Regions from separate parts of the Mus musculus genome. Here region 1 is linked to region 2. Evidence: chromatin contacts called from ENCODE Hi-C or POLR2A ChIA-PET data. All regions are on one chromosome and are shown on one strand. The core of a region is the stretch at or near the end of the contact, and the rest is flanking DNA. Distances in the headings are between cores, read along the strand shown. Region 1 overlaps Jmjd1c (jumonji domain containing 1C). Region 2 overlaps Jmjd1c (jumonji domain containing 1C).

Evidence for each region. Hi-C counts contacts between places; a loop is a spot of excess contacts on that map. ChIA-PET counts read pairs that join two places held with the same protein, here RNA polymerase II (POLR2A).
Region 1: a loop to region 2 is called in a map of left cerebral cortex, with 1.9 times the contacts of the local background. The contact joins two enhancer-like sites. A Hi-C loop is called at or near these places in 6 of 37 maps with a recorded cell type or tissue (heart and left cerebral cortex). POLR2A ChIA-PET finds 5 or more read pairs at or near these places in 1 of 5 experiments (Patski).

Annotation. Positions count from the first base shown.
Region 1 is chr10:67,187,623-67,190,825 of GRCm38, reverse strand. Jmjd1c (jumonji domain containing 1C) reads right to left here. Exons shown (of 26, transcript NM_207221.3): 3 at 977-1,090. Among named protein-coding and RNA genes, the nearest start is that of Jmjd1c, 62 kb to the right of the region's middle. Within about 2 kb of position 1,558, at least 1 of the 3 ENCODE cell types and tissues checked has a DNase peak (open chromatin) inside an H3K27ac peak, as active enhancers do; it is left cerebral cortex, where a contact is called at or near this core.
Region 2 is chr10:67,224,963-67,227,826 of GRCm38, reverse strand. Jmjd1c (jumonji domain containing 1C) reads right to left here. Exons shown (of 26, transcript NM_207221.3): 10 at 911-2,864. Among named protein-coding and RNA genes, the nearest start is that of Nrbf2, 59 kb to the left of the region's middle. Within about 2 kb of position 1,419, at least 2 of the 3 ENCODE cell types and tissues checked have a DNase peak (open chromatin) inside an H3K27ac peak, as active enhancers do; they include left cerebral cortex, where a contact is called at or near this core.

The sequences.
Region 1 (3,203 bases), core at 309-2,808, 37 kb after region 2:
TGAGGCCAGCCTGGTCTACAGAGTGACTTCCAGGGCAGCCAGGGCTATACAGAGAAACCCTGTCTTTGGGGGGAAAAAAAAAGTGTCTGCATCAAATGTTTGTATATATTTAAAATACTGAAGTTAAAGTCCATTATTAAAACAATGTAAACATTTTTAAATTTAAAGATTGCAATAAGCTAGAAGATTAAGAAAAATAGGTTATTATTATCTTTTACTTTGCTAAAAGACAAGGAACTTAATTTTACTTATCACAGCATCTGCATGTCTCTGTCTATATATTACACATGCCAGGAACCAGCCAGAGCCAGAAGAGGGCATCAGCTCCCCTAGAGCTGGCCTATAGGTAGTTGTGACCTGCCTGCCTCCTGTTGGTGCTTGGAACTCCTCCAGGCCTCTGCAAAAGCCCCAAGAGCACTTAGCTGCTGACACATGTCTCCAGAGCCAGTACCTCCTGCCCCCACAAACACACTTTTCTGCTTTCTGAGACAGTTTTCTTATGTTGGCAAGGCTGGCCCTGAATGAGATCCTCCTACTTCAGCCTCCTACGTCCCAGGATCATAGATATGAATCACCACAAATTGTTTAATAGTTGTGATGAGTTTCTTTACATAATTTAAATCTATTTGTCTACTGGAAAACCTATTTCCCCTCAAGATGCATTTACTTACTCTAATAAATTAGTTAACCTCATAAACAAATAAGTATATGGCAAAACAAAACCAAACCCTCAAATACATTTATAGATAGGTGCAGCCCTGAGCCAAAGATGAACAGAAGTAACCCTGGTGTCTAGACAATTCTCCTCTAACAGGAAGCTGTGTTCACTCCTGTAATCCTAGCTATAGCCAAAGTGTTCCTGTCTCACAACAAAGTCCCAGCACAAATTTATTGCTAAGTAATGCTATAATCAAAATATACTGAATGCCCTGAATATGAATGAAGTTTAATGAACAATTGGTGTGCAGTTCCTTACCTGGTATGGCTGAAAGGCACTATCTTCTGTTAAAAAATCCAGTTGCTTATCTATAAGGAATTCTACTGCAGTGATAGAACTAGGTATACTATTTTCAACCAATGGTTTGAAGGTCTGTCAAAAAAGAGAAAAGTTCTAATGGTTATTTTCTGGTTGTATCCTCAAAGTGTTATACAAAGGGTACATGGCAATATAATGGTTCAATAAGGTCGTCATAATGGTATAACCTAACGTTTTTATTAAAACCATAGAATACTTTTTATTCATTAAAAAATAATTAAACACAACCATAATTAATAAGCTGGAAATTATACTGTATCATGCTATAGACTATTTCTGAAAGACTACCAAGCACACGTGTATGTTTCTGCTTAACCCTGAAAACATGAAAAGAAGTCAACCACATTCACCCCTGTTTACTCCTAACTAGAGATGTTAGTCTAATTTTCATACTGAGATTTTAACTGAGCAGAAAGCATCTGACCTTACCCCACCCCTGCCTTGCTCCCAGAACAACTACAGATGCAGTTACTTCAATGAGAGCAGAGGGCAGCAGGAGAGACCAGTGAGGAAGAGCAGTCCCCACCAGCCCTGTCCTGTCTCTAGCTAGCACTGTCACAAAGCAAGTCTGAGATCACACAGCAGGCAGTGAGGTGGGAAAGTTAGAGGAAGGAAACAAGGGCACAGTGTTTGTTTTCTTAAATGACTATCACCACACTCTCATTCTTAGCAGAGTCAGAGTCAGTCAAAATTAAATGTATTCATGTATCTACTACTGTTTGTTCTAAAAGCTTTAAAATGAAAAGAAAATTCTACCATCTTAAAAAGTGTGGCTTTCCTAAGAAAGAATCAAAATCTGAAAAATGCAATTAAACAACTAGGCTTCTAAACTGCATATATGTGTACCAAAAGAACATTTCCTCATGACAAGGCAACTTGGGTACCATCTGGACACAAAACAACACTGTTGACCAAGACAGTACGTATCTCCCAGATTCCAAAGCTGTTGGTGCTCCTGTCCACCCTGTCTTGTAGCTATTATGTCTTAAAGAAATACAAAATACTCTGGTTATTACACAAAAAAAGTTTCAGTTTGAAGGGGTTCTCAAAGAGCTAATTTTCTACACTTAAGAAATTCTTACCAGGAGTTAAGTGGATTCATTAGGATGTATATTTTAAACATATCTCATTTCTATTCAATTAATATTCCTGAGCAAATAACATTTTCCTTATTTGAAAAAAAATTGAAAAATTACAGTATGTATCTCTAGAACCATCCCCAAAACAAACAAAATCTGTCTCTTCCATTTATTTTTAACATTTATGATAATTGAACCTAGTTAGAATAACTTTCTACTGTGTCCCAGCCTAACCTTTTAAGTACTAGATGTTCAAAATACTTTGTGTGAGAAATTAACTTTCAAAATAGAAAATTCCCACACTAACTGTACATCTATCATTGCCTGCTACCAATATTTTCTATTTCTTGGGCCTAGATTCCTAATATTTCATATAATTCTATCATTTTTTATAAGAGAATGTACTCGCTTAAGAGTTCATGTTATCTGATTATATGAAATATGTTAACATGATAGCTATCAAGTTAGCGTATTTCTACAATGAAAAATTTTCATATTATACTTCTACTTGTTTAGCATTGGTAAATGAGAGAACACTGGCTCCTTCTCAAAAGGACTTTCAATCTTTGGACATTTTCTGTTTCTTGTCCAAACACTTCAGGCCAAAGCATCAAGGATAACCCCCCCCCCCCCAAAAAAAAAGACTGGCTAAAGATAAAATTCAATTTAGCAGGACTGGACACTAGCAACATTAGCCCTAAGTACCTTTTTCTTATGCAAATAATACAGGTGTTTTGCATCTCCTAAGCCCCAGTCATTTTATAATATCAAAAACATTCCTGCGAAGATCTTCTCCAGAGCCCTTTTTGCAAGGTGGGCCGGCTTCAGGGGTAAAATTCACCAACTTAACATAATTTAAATTACTCCAGTTAACTTAGAAAGAGGATTAATTTCTAGATAACACAATTCCTCAAAATTGAAGGTATTTAGTTGACAGTCCTTGGTAAAATCTGGCTAGTAAATGTGTATGACAAATAGAAAGGCTAATTTACAAGTGACCCCGTGTACAGCTCCATTTAAACCTCACATAACACCCTCCCCAACCAGAGGTGCTCTACAGTGCCTGTTAAAGAAACATTAAGATATAT
Region 2 (2,864 bases), core at 170-2,669:
TACAAAGGTAACTTATTGAAGGGCTTTTGATACTATTAATTCTTCTATACTAGGCCATACTTGATATTAGTAAATTTCTTCTAGTAATTTAATAATACTATCTGCTTTAAATAAGGCATCATCCTTTAATTCAAACTGTCTAATTTATTGGCAATGTATCTAAAATGTATAGGTCTGTGAATAAAACCCTACTAACATACATTACCTAACACCGCTCCTTTTATACAGTGAGAGCCTTGAAGACCTAGATCTTGGTTAACAAATTCAAAAACAGCTGCCCTAGTGAAGAGAACTCGGGAGCAAGACATTAAAGTCACATAAATACATGCGAACCCTTGATTTCTCAATGTCAACACCATAAATGCACTTTGGGATACAGAAATTAATTATAGAGTGTAGGGGACTCACTAGTGTATACATCAACAAGTATATTGTAAACATTCTAAAATTCGGTCACAATTTCAGCTCATAAAGTAAATTTAAGCAAAAATGATTTAGGAAATCTCCCTAAACTCCCAGCTTTGTTACATGGTTAGGGTGAGACGGACCACATCACACTGCTCCTCAGTACTGTGCTTACAGCTAAACAGGAACTACTTCTCGAATGAGATCAGGTCTCAGCTAAATACTTTAGTATCAGAAGTACAGTTCTTTTCTGGTGTAATAATCAAAGCTGTATTTTGACATTTCTAGGAAAAGATCAATTTCTAAACTTCACACTGTACTGTCTTTCCTACAACAAATGTCAGGTGAAAACATCTCTCAAGATCGGGGATCTAATCTTTTCCTCTTGTGGGGAGACAGGAAAGGCAGAAAGGAAATTCACAACTACATCCCATGGAGCCACATCCTTACTGCGAGGACCCGTGGCCCATTTTATTTGCGATAAATCAATGTATTTACTCACCGCTATTACTGTTCTGCAACTTCAGTTTACTTTTGTCCTTGGCGCTCCTGCTGAGAACTCCATTAGGCTTCGAGTCCTCTTCGACCTCGCCTTTCCTCTTCTGCAGGTCGTTCTGCTTCTTTTTATAAGTTGGCTTCGGCTGCCGTTTAGTCCTCTGCTCCGACTTGCTTTCGCTCTCATCTGAGTCTCCACTTTCAGAGCCAGATTCGTAAGTTCTTTTGGCTTTTCTCCTGCTGACTTTCTCATCTCTTCCATATTTATCTACAGCGACTCTGCCATCTGCACGATTTTCTATATCATTAGATGTAGAGGCTATTAAGTTGACAGAACATGGCTTAATAATTTCGGATACAGAATTCCCTGAATTTTCCATTTTATTAGTATTTTTATCTTCTTCTGAATGTCTGGTGAGCCAGGCCTTCTTCAGTTTAGTGTGGTAGTTGGGCTGACTGGACTGGGCTGCTGGCCCATTTCCTACAGAGATTGCTTTGTTACTTGCAGTGCAGGTCATGGTGCTATCCAGGGGAAGAGAGGCTGCCACTGTCTGATTTCTCACAGTATTAAGTTCAGCCTCACTGACACTACTATTTTTAAACTGAGCTGCAGCCAACGCTGCCTTGTGCTTTTTTAAATGAATAAAATCAGTTGTGCCTGAGAAGCCAGAGCCGGGCTGAACAGCACTTCCTGTCTTACTACAGGCCAGAGTGCCTGGAACCGCGGTGCTGACTGTGCAGTCCTTTGCTTGCGCCACTGCCTGACTAACAACACTTTTTGAAGAAGTACATTCGAAGGGTGTAGAGGCCGAAATGGTATTTGATAAAGAATAACTTGTTTCTGCACTACTCAAGCTGGAGACACTGGTGGTAGTGGCAGCAGATGTGAACACATCTGCTTTGGTAGTAGAGACTACATTTACAGCAGACATGACTGAAACAGGAACGTTGCCCTGGGAGACAGCTTCAAAGTTTTTTTCAGATTTCACATGAGCACTTTCTAAATTCACATTTGGTAGAATAATTCTTCCAGTCTCTCCGGCTTCTGGTTTGAGGTAATCTGTTTTATTTGCCCCAGATGAAGATCTTTCACAAACTCGATCTTTGGAAGCTAATGGTACAGATGGCACACTATCAACTTTTGTACTAGAAGGTGGACGAACAATGACAGATGCCACAGCAGCCTGGGACTTTCCACTACTCTTTTCCACGGGCCACTCAGCTTTCTCTCTGTTGAGGTTGTTATTAGATCTCCACATTTCCGTTAGACTCTGATCAGAAGAATTCTTAAAATTTGACTGAGAGTCTTTTGGCTCAGGAATTAGAGTTGGAGGCTTCTGAGATTCTTGAACTTTGCCACCAGCATTTACTGGCATCACCGGTGTCAGTGTTGGAGGGGAAAGGCTACTGTAGCTGCTTTCCTTTCTTTCCAAACTGTGGTGGATTGGTGGATGGAATACTGGTGCCCTGTGCAGAGCAGGCATGCTGCGGAGTGCATTAGTAGAAGAAACAGTCAGATGGGTAGGGCTCCGACAATCACTTCTGAACGTTGTTACTGAGTGAGATGCACTCTGATGGGGAAGATGGTCTGGTATCTTGCCCACTAAACTTTCACTTTCTGGTTGGTGTTTAATCAAAGGTGGAGGCTTCGAAAGAGATGATATAAAAGAATGAGTTTGAGGATTGGCTGTTGCAGAAAGGTTATTATTTTGTTTCTCAGTGTAAATGTTGGAAACTTCTTTGGATGGGTAGGATCTTGGTGGCTCATTGACCACACTATTAGATAAAGTAGTGAAGTAGTTACTCTGGGGCAAACTCTGAGGCACTGAGTGCTTCATCTTATAAATCTCTGACACGGAGCGGTCTACGTCTTTATCTTGTTTGATAGCATGGCTTTTAGGACTAGAAGATGATGGTACTACTCTGGAGTAATTCTCTCTTTCAACCTCATGACCCTTGATTTT